Regions from separate parts of the Homo sapiens genome. Here region 2 is linked to region 1. A link is a contact called in ENCODE Hi-C or POLR2A ChIA-PET data. All regions are on one chromosome and are shown on one strand. Each heading gives the region's core, a stretch centred on a gene start or an enhancer-like site at or near the end of the contact. The rest is flanking DNA. Distances are from core to core; before and after follow the strand shown. Region 1 has its middle 19 kb from the start of LMX1A. Region 2 holds the start of POU2F1 (POU class 2 homeobox 1).

The links. A loop is a pair of places that touch in the nucleus more often than their neighbours do. ChIA-PET counts read pairs that join two places held with the same protein, here RNA polymerase II (POLR2A). Pooled maps may share reads with other maps.
Region 2: a pooled map shows a loop between it and region 1 (2.8-fold over the local background). The contact joins the promoter of POU2F1 here to the enhancer-like site in region 1. A Hi-C loop is called at or near these places in 3 of 50 pooled maps. POLR2A ChIA-PET finds 5 or more read pairs at or near these places in 2 of 52 experiments (PC-3 and T-cell).

Annotation. Positions count from the first base shown.
Region 1 is chr1:165,373,888-165,378,013 of GRCh38, forward strand. No RefSeq gene overlaps it. Among named protein-coding and RNA genes, the nearest start is that of LMX1A, 19 kb to the left of the region's middle. Within about 2 kb of position 2,469, at least 26 of the 41 ENCODE cell types and tissues checked have a DNase peak (open chromatin) inside an H3K27ac peak, as active enhancers do; they include PC-3, where a contact is called at or near this core.
Region 2 is chr1:167,218,747-167,222,872 of GRCh38, forward strand. It overlaps POU2F1 (POU class 2 homeobox 1), which reads left to right and starts at 2,140. Exons shown (of 16, transcript NM_002697.4): 1 at 2,140-2,212. The coding sequence starts at 2,152. POU2F1-DT (POU2F1 divergent transcript) reads right to left here and starts at 1,790. Exons shown (of 1, transcript NR_185889.1): 1 at 1,085-1,790. RefSeq lists enhancers at 1,723-1,832, 3,363-3,542 and silencers at 2,013-2,112, 2,463-2,612, 2,833-3,112, 3,123-3,302.

The DNA of each region.
Region 1 (4,126 bases), core at 1,219-3,718:
CTAAATGTGGGAACTGACATTTTCCAGACATTTGTGCTCCCTTTTCAAGTGCCGGCGCCCTTAAGAAACGGAACTTGGTGTACCTGCTTTTCCTGTGCGGGTGGCCTAGCAGAGACCAGAGAGAATGGACCTTGTTCCCCGGAGGGCTGCTGCCTCCACAGGGACACCCAAATTATTCCAACCTCCAAAAGGCAAAGCTAAATGAAGTCTTGTATTCAGCCTTTGTTTAAAGATCATGTTCATGAGGTTTTGCATCATTCTAATACTTGTGCATATTATGTAATTCACACAAAGTGAACAATGGTTAAATTTTCAGGAGTAGAACTTAGAGTAAATTTTTCCCTTCCATTTACTTTTTCTGTGAACATATATTTTTAATACCCTTGTATTACCATTAGAAAGCAGAACATCTTTCTTTAATAAAAAGAAACATATAGATTTTGGTTTTGACAGGAGCTGATTCCCTGTGCGTTTTAAAGTTTAAAAATATTTTAATGGCTTATTCCAAGTTTGTGTTATTTAAAAGGTGATATTTACATTTAGCAAATTGACTTACTCTAAAGATTCACCCGATTCAGCTTTGTGCCTGTCTGTCGCCAGACTTGTCCACCTGGGAGGGAGGAGTGGCCTCATCTCTCCCCTTTCTGGCTGTCAGTCACCAGCAGGGCCCAAGCACACAGACCTCAGACTTGGCATGGTCCCTTCACTAAGCTCCCTGTGGAAAATTTTATAAGTTGCTATTTTTCTTTACCCTGAGAGATGCACGAAGGCCAGACACGGTAGTCTTGGTTTTGCAGGTGAGAAAACCCAGCTACTGGGAGTTCAATCCCAGTGGATTTCCCAGTCACTTGAACTACTGACAGCAGGTTTCATGTTCGGTCTTTTAAGGCTGATTCCCTGGGCTGAAATCATCTGACAGACTTCCTAAACTGCTTTTAGAGTCGTCATGGGTAACTTCCACTAGCCCTCTGGGAGGAGAATTAAAAACATATTTAAAAAATTCTCACAAGTTAATCACCTTCCAAAATGAAGTCACCCAAATCGATCTCAAGATAAGCTTGACAACAATTAGAGCTTGTTTCCTTTCGAGTCAATTGCACTAGCAAAAATCTCACCTTTATAGTACTTAACGAAATTGATGGGACCCTGCAGCCATCCTGTGTGTTTTGGGGAAAGAAGCAAGGAAAGCCAACCATTGAGGTAAAAGACCCTCTTGACCCATCCACCTAAAACCATTCTGGGCTGCTCTGTCTATGGGGTAGACATTCTTTATTCCTTTACTTTCCTAATAAACTTGCTTTCACACAAAAATAAGTAAATAAATAAAATGAAACCACTCTGACTTCCACACTGCCGCCCAACCTCCACTGTTAATTACTGGCCACGCCCACCGGGCCTTTCAGTAATCAATGGTCTCTGGTACTTTTTGTGGCCCCAGTGGTGCTGACCAATGCACTGGGTGCAAGATTGCTTAGTGCCAGCAACCTTGGCCAAGGAAAGCAGAAATTTCAGGTCTGTGCCATGGGTGCTTCCAGGTAGACACAGTTGTGGTGGGAGCACAGGACAATTCCTCTAAGTAAGACCTAACCTGGTGTTTTCCGATCATTCCAAAGTGGCATCGAGGGAAGCCCTTAAAGAAAGTGGTCGTGGTGTCCTTGAAACGTGGCTCTGCCTGTAGCCCCTTGCCTTATATCCCCAATTACTTGGTATTATATCCTCATTTTTCATCTGTCCTGTATGTCTATAATGAGCTAAATTTTATAAGTCTATTTTAGGCAAGGATTTCTAATTTTGGAGGCTTTTTAAAAATCGTGTTGTGTATGTCATTGCTTCTTAAAACATAAAACGTTTTCTTTTTGTAAGCTCATAATACTGCACAAATAATTGGTGGAAAACACCATCATAAAACATTTTACGACATGAGCATACAAGACCATTGTCAGGGTGAGGCAGCACAGAATTACAAGAAGAAGATCGCCAGTTAGATTCCTTATATTTACCTTAAAGGCCGTGCTTGAGCATACTAACAATTAATAACATTAAATACAACTACTGAATAAATGAGTGTTTCCGCATTTGAGTTGGACAACAGACCAGTAAGTGGGGTGGGGCCTGTCTCTCACCTTTCACGGCCCAAGACCCTGAGCCTGGCTAACTCGCTGCTCTGCCCGAACCGCAGGCTGCCTGGGCCGGGGACGCGCGGAGGGGCCCCCCGCAGAGGGCGGGCTCAGCCGGGCAGAGCTCTCGGGGGCGCCCCGCGCCCAGCCCCGCCGGCTCCTGCTCTCCCCGAGCACGCGGCGTTAGCTAATCTTCTCAGGGACTGCCGAGGCCCTTTCTCCGCCAAACCGCAGGGAGGGAACAGCCCGAGAAGGGAGGGGGCTGGGAAGGGTTTGTTGTTGCTTTTTCTGAATTAAAAGAAAACAGGGACTAGAGCAAGGAAGAGAGCGAAGTTCAAGGGAGAATCTGGCAAGTCACCTTGGGCAGCCCCTGGACCGCCGCCAGAGCTCTCTTGGAGAGGGTGAGGACGCCGAGCGTGTGATGAGCGCCTAGTGAGTATTCACTGTGCATGATAGATGACTGGCCTGGAATCCTTCCACACCACAAATTTGTTCCTCTGTACACCCAGGCAACCAAAAAGCCAAAAGAAATGGGGGATTGGGGAGGGGACTGTCTAACTTCAGTTTCTCCCGGCTGCTGGCACCCGCGGCCTCAGAAGCTCTTAGCCCCGCCCCCCATTGTCTTTGACTCTGCTCCCTCCTTGGCCTCCCTTGGCCCCCGCCTGGTCCTGGAAGCAGAGCTGCGAGTTTCCCTTTTCTCTCGCTGTGCGCACTCGCAGCCCCGGTCCAAGCCCAGCCTCTCCAGGCAGGGATTAGTGCAAGCGTCCGTTGGCCGGAACGAGCGAGGACAGCCTCTCCACCTCCCTGCCTCCCTACCTCCCTGCCTTCAGCACCCTCCCCTCTGCGGCTCCCCGACCCAGCCATCCACAGCACAGCTGCCAGAATCGCCTTTCCGTTCCACGGTTTTGATCATGTAACATCCCCACTTGGAAGACCAGAGTGAGTCCCAGCGGCCTCATATGTCAGATCTCAGTTTCTAACTATGAGCATCAAGGCCCTCCCCGAAGGCCCCCCATCTTGCCTGCCCTGTCTCACCGGCCTTCTATCCAAAATCTTCCAGTGCAAAACTTCTGGTCAGATTATGCAGAACTTTATAGCCTCTCCCTCCCCTACCCCACCACTTCGTCATTCCGCAAGTATTTATTGAGCATCTACAAGGTTCCAGGCACTGAACTATGGGCTGCAAATACAAAAACGAACAAAAGAAATTATCCTGCCCTTAACGACTTTACAGTCAAGTGAGGAGAACAGAAACAAGGAAATTTTCTGGCTCCAGTTTGTCACTAAAACAACATAGTTCACATCTAAATCTGAGCACAGCTATGTAAAATACACTAATAAGCAGATCGTGCACAGATAAAAGACTGAAATGAAATGTACCAAAATAGCTATAGGATAACTGTTTTCTTCCTTCCTTTTTTTTTATTATACTTTCAGTTTTAGGGTACATGTGCACAACGTGCAGGTTAGTTACATATGTATACATGTGCCATGTTGGTGTGCTGCACCCAGCAACTGGTCATTTAACATTAGCTATATCTCCAAATGCTATCCCTCCTCCCTCCCCCCACCCCACAACAGGCCCTGGTGTGTGATGTTCCCCTTCCTATGTCCATGTGTTCTCATTGTTCAATTCCCACCTATGAGTGAGAACATGTGGTGTTTGGTTTTCTGTCCTTGGGATAGTTTGCTGAGAATGATGGTTTCCAGCTTCATCCATGTCCCTACAAAGGACATGAACTCATCATTTTTTATGGCTGCATAGTATTCCATGGTGTATATGTGCCACATTTTCTTAATCCAGTCTATCGTTGTTGGACATTTGGGTTGGTTCCAAGTCTTTGCTATTGTGAATAGTGCTGCAATAAACATACGTGTGCATGTGTCTTTATAGCAGCATGATTTATAATCCTTTGGGTATATATGAAGTAATGGGATTGCTAGGTCAAATGGTATTTCTAGTTCTAGATCCTTGAGGAATCACCACACTGACTTCCACAATGGTTGAA
Region 2 (4,126 bases), core at 890-3,389, 1.8 Mb after region 1:
TATTCACTATTTTTCTTCAACAAATATGAACACCTACTATGCCCAGGCATTGTGCTAGGCACTGGGGACAGCTGGAAACATAAATAACTCATTAGGAGGAAAATGAAACTTTGATACAGTCTATTTTAAGCTATTTTTGTTCTCACAGAACTATCCTTCCTTAAATAAAAATCCTTTCCATGAAAATTTCCTTTTATAGAAGTGAAACAGTAAAGAATGCATAACACATACACTAGCTTCAATGACTTTCCGAAGGTCATATTAATATACTTTTTGAACCAAAGAGCAAAACTAGGATTAAATAGAAGACAGGAAATTAAATGAGGGTATTTGAGCTCTTTTTCTTAATGGAGATGATTTCAAATTTGTGGTCCCCAGAGCAGGGGCATGTACTTAACTATTTCCAATAAGGTTGTCAATTCTGAGACTTCCCTTACAGTAATGCTGGTGAAAATAACTTAGGCCATATTTCCAGATTAACTAGTTAAATATTTCATTTCCTTAAGTGTGCTGGTTGGCGTGGCTCTAAATAATTAGATTACAGGGCGGTCTAATTATTTGGTTCAAACAGTCATGCACACACCCTAAGGCTTAATTACCACGAACAAATCAATCCCACCCCCAAATCGTTGCCTGTCACTGACAATAGCTTTAACTGTACTTGCACAGTTAAAGGAGTCCAACGAGCATTCTAGGACTGATGATTAAAACTTTACCCATTAAAATAATTGCACTCACTTGGAAATCAGTTTTGTTTTTAATTGTAGAACCAGCAGTTCTACCCAATTTAAACTTCAGTCATATCTCTCAAGACAGATTAACTAGAGCTGATTTTTTTTAAACTTTGCTTACCATGAAATACACCTTTCTATTCTTAAAAAACAAACAAACAAACAAAAATAGGGCTTTAAAAATTCGTAAAATAATTAGACCTGGGACTTTGTCCAGGGAATTTCGCCATTTAAGATAAAGAAAACTCAGCAACATTATGTCTAGTTACCAAGAAAGATATGTGCAACGCGAAACCTTTCCCCAATACCATATTTACTCTGAGAAACACAGCAAAATAAAATTCACGATGAAGTTACGATTTCGACATTTTTATTAGTCATCAGCTTACTGCTAGGTTTTAAAAGGTGTTCCAAGGCGGGAAGAAGGCGCGGGGGGAAGCCTCAGAATATGGGGTCTGTTTCGATTGGGGGGAGCGGCGTTAGAGGGGCGTGAAGGCAGAAAGGAAGGGTAGGGCGGAAATTAGCGACTTAATAAGACGCCTAGCTCCCGAGGAAGCCAGCCTGGCGTTAGAAGCAAGTAGAGCAGAAGAGATTTAGGGCTAATTAAAACAATCACACGACACTCCCCCTCGCGTTTGCCGGGGCCGGGTCTCCTGCACTAGCAGAGCCGGGGGCGGGGATTAGCTCGGATTCAAATTTAAAGCGGGAGGCCCGCGTGTGGCTCAGCAGGTGCCTCATGCCCGGCTCCCGTGGCGGTCGTTTCCGCCCCTACCTGCCCAGAGGGCCGGAAATTACCTAGCGAGGAGCGGCTTATCCATTGTTGCCAATGTTTCAACTGCGCGGAAACCCTGAAGAAAGTGCGGAGCACAGGGCACGCGGGCCGCTCACTGCCCTTCCACGCGCCCCCACGTTTCTGGCCGCTGCGCTCCTTGCCGTGCTTTTACAATGCCACAGGCCACTGGGGGAGACCGGAGCGAAGCCAGGAGGGAAGCAAGGCGGGAGGAAAAGGGAGAAGTGTAAGAAGACACAGGCGCCCGGGATACTATATAATCTGGTTCTGAGCTAGAGGGAGCGCATGCGCCGGCGACACTTCTGGCGGCAGGAGAAAGGCGCGCATGCGCAGAGCCGAGACGAAAAATGAAGCCACAGGGTGCCTGGCTGATTGAGGGCGCTGCTTTAGCTACCGAAGGGCCACAGCGCCCCGAAGGCGCGTGCGCAGAGCGCGGGAAGGGGGTGGAGCTCTTCTGAGGGGGCCGGGGCGAACAGAGCCGGCCTCGCGCGCCCCCTGGCGCGCGCCCGGGGAGAGGAAGGAGCGGGAGGGGGCGGAGAGGAGGGAGGAGGCAAGCAGGGCGGGAGGGGGGAGGGGAGCCAGAGCGAGGGAGGGTTTATCGACCGGGCGATTTTGGTTAAAATATTCAAAATGGCGGACGGAGGAGCAGCGAGTCAAGATGAGAGTTCAGCCGCGGCGGCAGCAGCAGCAGGTAATCATTACAGCATTTTACATATTCATATTCATACTCAACCCCGGCTCCCGCTGCCCCCCCCCGCGACTTAGCATAATTTATTAGTACTCAGGATTATTATAATTAACGGCGGGGAGATGGGGGGCCGGGGAGCATTGAGCCCCCGCCGGGCGCTGAGCGGAGGGGGAAAGAGGCTCGGAGCGGCCAGGCGGAGGGGGAAGACAAGGGGCAAAGGGGGCTGCGATCCACTGCCCTCCTCCTGCACCCGGCCCACCCCGCCGCCGCTCGCCGTCTGCCCGTCGGCACCGGCCCTCCTCCTCTGCCGGCCGCCGCTGCCGCCTCCTCGCCGCCGTGCCCGAACCCGAGCGGGTCCGCGGCGGGGCGGCGGGGCCGGGGCAGAGGGAGAGGACAATAAAGACATTTTACATATTCATAGCTGCTGGGCCGGCGGGGCGCAGTAGGGCGCGGGCGGGCGGCCGGGGCCGGGCGGGCGCGGGGTGGGGGGCGTGAAGGGGGATGGAGGCGGCGGCGAGCACAATGCCGGGGAGGCGGCGGGGCCGGAGCGGACCCCGGCGGCCGGACACCCGCACGCGTCTTCCCCCGGGAGCGGGCCCGGGCGGGGGGGCGCTGCCCGCCTTGGGGGGCGGCCCTCAGGGCAACCGGGGGTGCGCGCGGGGAGAGCTCCCTGCCCGCGCCCCGCGCGGGGCTGAGCCCGGGGGTCACGGCCCCAGGCACTTCGGCCTCGCCCCACTGGTCCCCAATGTGGTGGCCTGACCCAAGCCAGGCCTGCTCTCTAGGTGGGTAGGGGTGAGCGGTCGTGGGCGCTGCGAGGTGGCCTGGGGCGGCGGGGGTGGGGAACCCGCGCAGGGGTCTGCGTGCCCCCCCTGGGGGGTGGACTGGATTGGAAGGAGTCCTTGGGGCAAGTTCCTTCCGAGGGGATGTCCTCTGGGGCGGCCCGCGCGCCCCCGGCCGGCGGTCGGCAGCCCCTTTGCGTTGTCGGCCGGGGCTTCGCGGGCGAGTTGGGCTGGAGGTGCCTGGCGTGGTCTGACCTCCGTCTCCCTTTGCCCCTCCCCGCTGCCCCCCCTCCGTTCCCCCCACCCCCTGCGCCTGACCGGGACGCACGGGGCGGGTGGCCCTCCGGGGCCTCTCGCTCCGAGGCCCCAGAAGCGCCCAGAGGCCTCCCGAGAACTTGGATGTAAAGGGCTGCCCTCCTGCCCCAGAATGGGCTGGCCTGACAAGTTGATCGTATTCTCGATTTCCTCTCTCCTGTTGGGAGTCGGTGGGGAGGGACGGGGATCCCCCTCCCTTCTTCTGTGGCGGTGTTTTCTCGCTGTGTGCTGGGTCGTCTTTACTCTCTGCTTAGCTGAACCTCTTCTCATTTGAATAATGTCTAATTCGGGGAGGTTTATATTATTGAAATGGCCGCCTGGCTTTCCCCGCCTCTCATGTTTAGTAATTCAGACCTTTAATAACAGCCACTCACAGCCCAACGCCGTGTTTATATTTTACATTCGCCCCATGTGCTTTTGTGGTTCGATATGATTTTTTTTTTCCTTGGCAATCCGCAGGGCTCTGAGATCAAACCCAGGCCGTGCTGGGAAGAGAGGGGGGAAGCTGGGCCTTGGCTTCTCTAGCAGTTGCCTAGGCCTCATGTTCTCTGCTGCTTGATTTATTTACTAATAACCAAAATGACTACCTCCACCAACTTCCACACACTTTCCCCTCCTCTGCGGGCAAAACAAACTCTCTTGGGGCTTTACTAGCATTAAAACAGGTCCTAGCTAAGTATCAACTCTGTGATGGTTTGTTTTCTCTTAAAAAGACTTTCTTATACTTTGCAGTAGTATTGGGCCTAGGGGGAAAAATCTGTCCTGTATTTTATTTTCAGAGCCTATGAAATCTATTTTGGTTTAATCCAAATCACTTTGTTTT